Regions from separate parts of the Homo sapiens genome. Here region 1 is linked to region 2. Evidence: chromatin contacts called from ENCODE POLR2A ChIA-PET data. All regions are on one chromosome and are shown on one strand. Each heading gives the region's core, a stretch centred on a gene start or an enhancer-like site at or near the end of the contact. The rest is flanking DNA. Distances are from core to core; before and after follow the strand shown.

The links. ChIA-PET counts read pairs that join two places held with the same protein, here RNA polymerase II (POLR2A).
Region 1: POLR2A ChIA-PET joins it to region 2 with 13 read pairs in Panc1. The contact joins two enhancer-like sites. POLR2A ChIA-PET finds 5 or more read pairs at or near these places in 2 of 52 experiments (Panc1 and activated CD4-positive, alpha-beta T cell).

The regions. Positions count from the first base shown.
Region 1 is chr17:27,964,547-27,969,329 of GRCh38, forward strand. All of the region lies in intron 2 of LINC01992 (long intergenic non-protein coding RNA 1992), which reads right to left. LOC124903962 (a long non-coding RNA gene) reads left to right here. Exons shown (of 2, transcript XR_007065683.1): 2 at 1-286. Among named protein-coding and RNA genes, the nearest start is that of LINC01992, 25 kb to the right of the region's middle. Within about 2 kb of position 1,310, at least 2 of the 41 ENCODE cell types and tissues checked have a DNase peak (open chromatin) inside an H3K27ac peak, as active enhancers do.
Region 2 is chr17:27,313,152-27,317,791 of GRCh38, forward strand. It overlaps WSB1 (WD repeat and SOCS box containing 1), which reads left to right. Exons shown (of 9, transcript NM_015626.10): 9 at 1-2,775. Among named protein-coding and RNA genes, the nearest start is that of LINC03146, 17 kb to the right of the region's middle. Within about 2 kb of position 2,385, at least 20 of the 41 ENCODE cell types and tissues checked have a DNase peak (open chromatin) inside an H3K27ac peak, as active enhancers do.

The DNA of each region.
Region 1 (4,783 bases), core at 60-2,559, 650 kb after region 2:
TCAGAGCCTTCAGCCGACCATAACCCTGCCTCCCAGAGCTTAGATCAAGCCAAATAAGGAGCTCTACTCCTTTCCCATATATCTGACCTAGCCCATCACTGAATTCCATTTCTGCTAAATACCGTGATAGCACAGTGGGTCAGCACCCAAGTTCTGGAGCTACACTACCTGGGTTCAAATTCTGGTTCTTAATACTAATAGGACCTCTAGCAAGTTATTCGACCTGTGCCTTGGCTTAGTTTTCCCACGTGCAAAATGGGGTTAATAAAAACACCCAACAAATAAAGTTGCAAGGACTCAGTGAATTAGTACGCAGAAGGGCTCATCATATTGTAAGTTGGCTATTGGTGCTATTTCTGGTTTGATCTAAACACTCTCCACACCCAGAAAGAACACATCCCAGGGCTTGCAGCAGCTCACACTGCAGACCACACTAAACAGCCCTCCCAACCCCTCTTCTCACCTATCACCTCTCAGAGAACCAGCTAGAGACTGGCCTGGAAGCCGTTCAACATAGACAAGGATGCTCTTTGAAGCTGGCTGGGTATGGCCTTAAATAACTCACAAGCCAGCTACCTCCTCTGTTTTCCCTCATGCCGCACAAATGGCTTCACTAACTTCAGGCCTCACTTTGAACCCTCACATCATTTCCTGACATTGCTGGTGCCTGGCCTGGAGGCAGCACCTTACACAGTAAGGAAAAGCAGCTGCTCATTACCTCGCCTCCCCACCTCCATTAGGATAAAAATCACCTCCCAAGATGGGACTCTACAGCCAGAGGGTGAATTGGTGACCTCATTGCTCGGCTCACTAGGTTCCAGGCATCCCTAAATGCCAGTGATCTTTCCTTTCCCTCTGATGTGTCGATGCCAGCCTTTCAGTGGCCAGGATCCCTCCCCTGGCCCCCAGCCTGGTTGTAGAACCACCCTGGCGTGTCAAAGGACTCTGGATTCCAAATGGCATGTTTAGAAGTGTGTTTACTGCCTGTGTTCGTGGTTTTCTACCATCAGGACACCGACTGTTGAAAGCAAAGTTCAAGCCAGGTTGGTGCAAGTTGCAGAAGCAGAAAAAGGATTCTACGCTACGCCTCTCTCCTTCCTTCAACTCAGCTATCCTGGACGCACTAATGTAATGCCATTGTGTTAGTCTGTTTGGGTGGCTATAACAAAATACCACAGACTGCGTGGCTTATAAGCAACAGAAATGTCTTTCCCACAGTTTTGGAATCTGGGAAGTATGAGATCAAGGTGCCAGCAGATTCAGTCTCTGGTAAGGGCCTGCTTCCTGGTTCACAGATGGCAGCTTCTCACTGTGTCCTCACATGGTGGAAGGGGCAGGGGTTCTCTCTCAGGCCTCTTTTATAAGGGCACAAATCCCATTCATAAGGGCTCCACCCCAGTGACCTTATCACTCCTCAAAAGTCCCACCTCCTAATAACATCACCTTGGGGGCCAGGATATCAAAATAGAAATTTTAGAGGAACACAAACATTGAGACAATAGCACTCCATTTATCCACCTGTCCACTTGTCCATGTTCACTGTGCACAGCATTTCCTGGCCCCTCCTCTCCACTGACATATCTTTGTTTCTATATCAGAATTTTTTAAAAAGACATTCAGTAAGCTTCTGATTTGAAGCAGGCCATGTGCTGTTTGGTATGTATTGTCTCAATTACTCCTCACAAATACCTTGGGAGGTAGGTATTTTATATATATATATTTTATGTTTTAAAAATTTTATTTATTCATTCATTTATTTATTTGAGACTGAGTCTCGCTCTGTCGCCCAGGCTGGAGTGCAGTGGTGTGATCTCGGCTCACTGCAACCTCCACCTCCTGGGTTCAAGCCATTCTCCTGCCTCAGCCTCCTGAGTAGCTGGGACCACAGGCACCCACCACCATGCCTGGCTAATGTTTGTATTTTTAGTAGAGACGGGGTTTCGCCACGTTGAACAGGCTGGTCTTAAACTCCTGACCTTGTGATCCACCCACCTCAGCCTCCCAAAGTACTGAATTACAAACATGAATCACTGTGCCCTGCCACGTATATATTTTAACATAGGGTCTTGCTCTGTTACCCAGGCTGAAGTGTATTGGCACTAACACAGCTCACTGCAGCCTCCACCTCCCCAGCTCAAGAGATCCTCCTGCCTCAGCCTCCTGAGTAGCTGAGACTACAGGTGTGCACTACCATGCCTGGTTACTTTTTTTTTTTTTTTTTTTTTGTGCAGAGATGGGTTCTCCCTATGTTGCCCAGGCTGGAATACTATTATTAACCCCATTTTATAGACCCAGAAACTGAGCCTCAGAATGGTTATGAAACTTACCTGGATTCCACATCCAATGAACAGCCACACTGGGATTTAGATGAGGTCTAGCGAACTTTAGAACCCAGTTTTGTTTTGTTTTTTTTTTGAGACGGAGTTTCGTTCTTGTGCCCAGGCTGGAGTGCAATGGCGCAACCTCGGCTCACCGCAACCTCCGCCTCCCAGGTTTAAGTGATTCTCCTGCCTCAGCCTCCTGAGTAGCTGGGATTACAGGTATGCGCCACCACACCTGGCTAATTTTGTATTTTTAGTAGAGATGGGGTTTCTCCATGTTGGTTAGGCTGGTCTCGAACTCCTGACCTCAGGTGATCCACCTGCCTCAGCCTCCCAAAGTGCGGGGATTACTAAGAACTAAGTCTTGTTTTTTGTGTGTTTTGATTTGATTTGATTTGATTTGGGTTTTGTAGAGGCAAGATCTCCCTATGTTGCTGAAGCTAGTACTGAATTCCTGGACTCAAGCAATCCTCCTGCCTCGGTGAGGTCTTATTTTAATAACAGCAGGTCTGGGTCCCTAAAGGACTCTCTGTGACATATGCAGTGATTGGTGTTGCAAGAAACACCAAAGGTAAAGGCTTAGAGTAGCCCCATGAATAGCCAGATTCAAACTCCAACATCCTGGTACCAGGATCTGAGCACTCAACCTGGTCACATAAACTCGGCATGCAAGAGAGAATCAGACAGTGTTTCCCAAAGTGTGTTCTATGGAACCCTCCCCCCAACCTTCTTTTGTTACACCAAAAGAAGGGTTCCACAGTCCAACAGGTTTGGGAAACATTATATATTCTGATTCCTATCTAAAGATTTATAACACTCGTTAGCAATTTTTTTTTTTTTTTTTGAGATGGAGTCTCACTGTCGCCCAGGCTGGAATGCAGTGGCGTGATCTCGGCTCACCGCAAGCTCCGCTTCCCGGGTTCACACCATTCTCCTGCCTCAGCCTCCCGTGTAGCTGGGACTACAGGCACCCACAACCACACCCGGCTAATTTTTTTGTATTTTTAGTAGAGACGGGATTTCACCGTGTTAGCCAGGATGGTCTTGATCTCCTGACCTCGTGATCTGCCTGTCTCGGCCTCCCAAAGTGTGGTTAGCACATTTTTAGTATGAGGATTTTAAGTATCTTTCAGTAAAGAGATCTGTTTGCCTTTATCTATATCAATGTTTCTCCAGTTTATATAATCCCTGAACCCTTTTATCCTTTTTAGTTTCCGTGGAGTCAATGTTCTGTGGAATAGAGTTTGGGAAACACTGTTTTGGTATCTCTACCCTTGCCTGAATTGGGCCAGGTGTGTCTGCAGATCACCAGCCTGCCAGCTATAACCACCCACTCCATAGGTGGTACCAACAAGGTCAGCAGCATGCAGCTTGGGCCCATGGATCAGAGATTACACTCCTATTACTGGCAGGGGCCCATCTAACCCCTGGAGCCTGCAGCCAACTGCCAACCCAGCCCAAAGCTGACCTCGCTTGACTTGATTCCTTATCTTCAGGCACTCTCTGCCTCCCTGGGCTCCCATCAGAACAGCCCAGAAAGCTGCACGCCTGCTTCCTGCCAGAGAGGACATGCTAGATAGAGAGAGCTGGGGTGACAAGCCCAGCTGGAAAGCAAAGTACTTCCCAAAGCAGCACTTAGCAGGGCCATGTGCTGGGGAATCAGCCTTTGCTTGAGCAGAGGCATCCAACAGCTTGCAAGGCAAAGAAACAAACAGCTCCCAAGCACAAAACGCCTTCACAAATGTACGGCGTGTGAAAGAACCCACCTGTCTCTCTGCCACCCCACCCACCCAGGTAACACCCAAAGCAGCAGCAGCAACTGCGGCCGCCTCCACCCGCAACAGCCAAAGTCATGTGAATGCCAAGAGCCTTTGCTTGTCAGCTCCTAAGGACATTTGGCCTAGCACAAAGCCCAGGACAAGAGATCAAGAAATAGTTATGGATGCAAGGGGCCTAGGACAGGGTGAGGTGGATGTGGAAGTGCCTGTGAAATCAATACAGCCTTCTACTTCCTCTTGAAATTTGCTTTCTCGAGCCTCTTTTTAAAGGACCTGGTATTGTCCTTGACTAAGGATCCTGTATGCACAAAGGTATCTAAAACCACGGCCAGCCTAAGGCATTGCTGATTGAGTCCACATGTGTGTATATTTTATTGTTGGGTACATATAGGTTTATGTGAATGGGGGGAGTCGAAAACACAGGAAAAACCAAAATGCAAGGGGTATTAGACAGCATTGCCTGAAAAAGACACTCATTTTCCATGATTGATGATCAAGGTTGGTATCAATGACTGCTTGCGTTTCCCATCTCCACTGCACCCCTGAATAGATGCCCCTTACCATGAAATTTATAGCCCTTTGCTTGAAATGCTATACTCTACAGTAAGCTAGGACCAAAATAATAACTAGAGGGCAAAGCAATTAACCATTTCCCCAGGCTGAAGTTTCATCCTCTTACTGCCT
Region 2 (4,640 bases), core at 1,135-3,634:
TTATCCTTAGGAATGTCATCCAAGACGTAGAGCTTGAATGTGACGTTATTTAAAAACAACAACAAAGAAGGCAGAGCCAGGATATAACTAGAAAAAGGATGTCTTTTTTTTTTTTTTTACTCCCCCTCTAAACACTGCTGCTGCCTTAATTTTAGAAAGCAGCTTACTAGTTTACCCTTGTGGTATAAAGTATTATAAATTGTTGTGAATTTGAAGAATCCGTCTACTGTATTATTGCTAAATATTTTGTTTATACTAAGGGACAATTATTTTAAGACCATGGATTTAAAAAAAAAAAAAAAAACTCTGTTTCTGCAGGGGATGATATTGGTGAGTTGCCAAAGAAGCAATACAGCATATCTGCTTTTGCCTTCTGTTGTTTATCTTACCTGCAGATATTAAGAATGTATGCATTATGTAAAATGCTCAATTATATATTTTTGTTGAGTTTTTTAATTAAAGACTTGTAAAAAAAAAAAACAGTATATTGCAAATGTTTCTTAAATAGGTTAGGTGGAGTACTTTCTCTCTGTCTCCATTGTAAGGTTGATGGTACACCACAGGCAAATTAAGCAAAAAGGACAATGAAGAAAGAATGCAGGACTCAGGCGCTGCTCTAGAATTCATTCAGGGCTCCCCGAGTGCAGCAGCTCTTATGGTGGTTTTGTTTTTAGGAGAACTGTTGTAATAATGCATATTTTAAAAGCATAGGGAAGCTCTAGAACACAGGAAGGTGACTACTAAGCAAGAGAAAAGTATCTTTTAGTGGGGAACTACCAGCCTATAGTAAGTCTATCTGGTTAAAGTAGTTATTATGAAAATCTAGCAGTCTGGGTCCTTTGAGAAGGCATTAAAAAAGCAAAACTCTTATGAGCCATGTGTGATTTTGAAGACTCATTTCCACTGAGAAATTATTTGGAAGTTCCTATGGTTAGCTCTGTTAAGGAATGTAAAAATTTATAGGGGGTGTAGGGTTATCAATTTGAAAGCCAGTAGAAAATCTGCTCAAGTTACTTCTTGAGGATCATCTGTATTTTACAAAAAGAAGCACAAGAAGCATCTAATCTTTATACTTCTTGTGACTTTTTTTCCCCTGCATTTTACTTTGTAATATATCGGCTTTATAATTTTAAAATACACTGGCCGGGCGCAGTGGCCCACACCTATAATCCCAGCACTTTGGGAGGCCAAGGCAGGTGGGTCACTTAAGGCCGGGAGTTCATGACAAGCCTGACCAACATAGTGAAACCCCTGTCTCTACTAAAATTACAAAAATTAGCTGGGCATGGTGGTGGGTTCCTGTACTCCTAGCTACTTAGGAGGCTGAGGCAAGAGAATTGCTTGAACTGGAGAAATGGAGGTTGCAGTGAGCTGAGATCACGCAACTGCACTCCAGCCTGGGTGACAGAGTAAGACTCTAAATAAATAAGATACCATTACTTTTCATATCATTGCATTATTTTTGCTTTCCACACCAACATATCCAGTCAAGTAAAAACAGCTTTTTTTATTTTTTATTTTTTATTTTTTTTGAGACGGAGTCTCACACTGTCACCTGGGCTGGAGTGCAGTGGTGCGATCTTGGCTCACTGCAGCCTCCACCTCCTGGGTTCAAGCAATTCTCCTGCCTCAGCCTCCCAAGCAGCTGGGATTACAGGCGCTCCCCCACCACGCCCAGCTAATTTTTGTTGTATTTTTAGGACAGACGGCGTTTCACTGTTGGCCAGACTGGTCTCAAACTCCTGACCTCGTGATCCGCCCGCCTCGGCCTCCCAGAGTGCTGGGATTATAGGTGTGAGCCACCGAACCTGGCCCAAAACAGCATTTTTGGAAGCTACATTCTGTGAGATGTTCACCTGTTTGCCACCTCTTCTCGTGAAAACCATAGTGAGTGCCAGTGTGAAAGGAAGATTGCAGCGTATATGTCAAGTAGAAACATGTTTGAATTTTCCATTTGTCTGTGGGGAAGAAGGTAATAACAGTAATAACAGACTGAAGGACCAAAGGAAAATAGGGAAGACGTTGATTATGGACTTGGATCAGATTCTAGCTACATGATTTGAAAATGACACTGCCTCTCCTATTTTGCCACAAGCCTGTCATTTGGAGAACTGGCAGATCATTTATGTTCAGATTTAATTTTCTGTTTTAGAATCCCATGGAGTACATGTGAACATAGGAAAATCACACTCAGCAGCCAAGCTATCCTTTTGCGATAATGAAATCACTTTAAAACCTATAACTTGATCTTAGGTTGGCAAATCTTAAACTTAACGATCCTTGAAATTTCCTGCCTGCTGTGACTGTGATGCAGTTGGATTCAACTGGTTTACACTGCTCTTGGGTCGGCAAGACCAAAAAAGGTTGGACTGCACTGTAGCATGCTTATGGGTTGAGGCAGTGGCAGAGGCAGAGGACTTGGCCGTCAGCCAGCCAGCACAGGCGTAAGAAAATAGCATGAGAAGTTTCACGAGCCTGAAACCATTGAGACAGTGATTACAACCTCCATATTAATCAGATGAGGGTTTGTAGGTGACATAGCATTTTACCCAAGTAATTCTGAACAGACTGTGGCTTATGATAATACATTTTAACTAGCAAGTGTGTGGACTATAAAACAAATATCTAGAGTTATATATGGATGTACTATCATTTGGTGATAAAAGCATAGAAAAAGCATAAGTTGGAGTATACTGGGTTTTTTTGTTGTTGTTAAATTCTTTTCCATCAGAAGTAAGAGCTGTTGGCAGCAACTAATAAAATGCAACCTAGTGACATGCTCGTCATAACCTTGGCAGATGTTTATGGTAAGATGCTTGGAAGGAATGAACGTAAGTAGGCAATCTCAACCTGCCCTTTGATCCATAAAGCATTCTTTAGCCACCAGCAAAAATCTGGTCTGAGCCAGGTATAAAGTGACCTGTTTTATTACAGGTGGGTGGGGTAGCTTTGTGTGGTTGTTTTTTGACATTATGTATGCTTTTATTTTTTACTTTGAGGTAGGATCTCGCTCTGTCACCCAAGCTGGAGTGCAGTGGTGCAATCTCAGCTCACTGCATACTCTGCCTCCCCTGGTTCAAGTGGTTCTCGTGCATAAGCCACCTGAGTAGCTGGGATTACAGGCGTGAGCTGGGCCAATTTTTGTATTTTTAGTAGAGATAGGGTTTCATCATGTTGGCCAGGCTCGTCTTGAACTCCTGGCCTCAAGTGATCTGCCCATCTTGGCCTCCCAAAGTGCTGGGATTACGGGCATGAGCCACAGTGCCTGACCAGTCTAGGCTTATCTTAACAGTTGAGGAATCAGAAAATGATTGAATAGGGCTGGAATTGGAGAAGGAAAAAATGATTTAATTCAATTTTTATCAACTCCAGCACTATTTTCTCTATTAGAGACTACTGTCATTATCCTTCTGGTTTCTGTTTTAAAGATACTGATTAAGGAATTTTCTTTATAGTTCCACATAACAGTTGGTCTTCTGGTCTGAAAGTAGTATTACAGGTTTTGTTAGGAAAACCTATAATACAGTGTTGCCTGTCACCGTCATTATAGTGAGTTTGTGTTTGTTTGGTTTTAAATAAGGCTGAAGCATCAATGGCTCTTTCTGAAAAAATTGTTCTCCAAAAGTAAAGTGTGAGCTATAGAAATCATCTAGAACAGGGGTGTCCAATCTTTTGGCTTCCTTGGGCTACATTGGAAGAATTGTCTTGGGCCACACATAAAATACACTAACTGATGAGCTTAAAAAAGAATTACAAAAACAATCTCATAATGTTATTAAGAAGGTTTACGAATTTGTGTTGGGCCACGTTCAAAGCCATCCTGGGCCACATGTGGCCCGTGGGCTACACGTTGGACAAACTTGCTCGAGTATAGATCAGTAAGTAAGAGAAATGAAATGGCTACTCCACTGGGTCGTTTTATGCTTCCGAATTGTTGAATAATAATGAAATGTTCTTATAAAAAATAGATTAAGGATGATGGGCATTAGAGAGATACCTGAGAAAGATAATGATTAAAATAGATCCAAGAGGCCAGGTGCAGTGGCCCTCGCCTGTAATCCCAGCACTTTGGGAGGCCAAGGCAGGCAGATCACCTGAGGTCAGGAGTTCGAGACCAGCCGGCTAACATGGTGAAACCCCGTTTCTACTAAAAATACAAAAAATTAACCCAGCATGGTGGCATGCGTCTGTAATCCCAGCTACTCAGGAGGCTGAGGCAGGACAATCGCCTGAACCCGGGAGGCGGAGGTTGCGGTGAGCCAAGATTGCACCATTGTACTCCAGCCTGGGCAACAAGAGTGAAACTCCATCTCAAAAAAAAAAAGCCAAGAATGAGGCTGATATTAAACAGAAATATATATATATATGTATATATATATATTTTTTGACACGGAGACTCGCTCTGTTGCCCAGACTGGAATGCAGTGGTGCAGGCTCAGCGCACCACAACCTCCGCCTCCCGGGTTCAAGAGATTCTCCTGTCTCAGCCTCCTGAGTAGCAGGGATTACAGGCCGTGCCACCACACCTGGGTTATTTATTTATTTATTTTGAGACGGAGTCTCTCCCTGTCACCAGGCTGGAGTGCAGTGGCACATTCTCGGCTCACTGCAACCTCTGCCTCCTGGGTTCAAGCGATTCT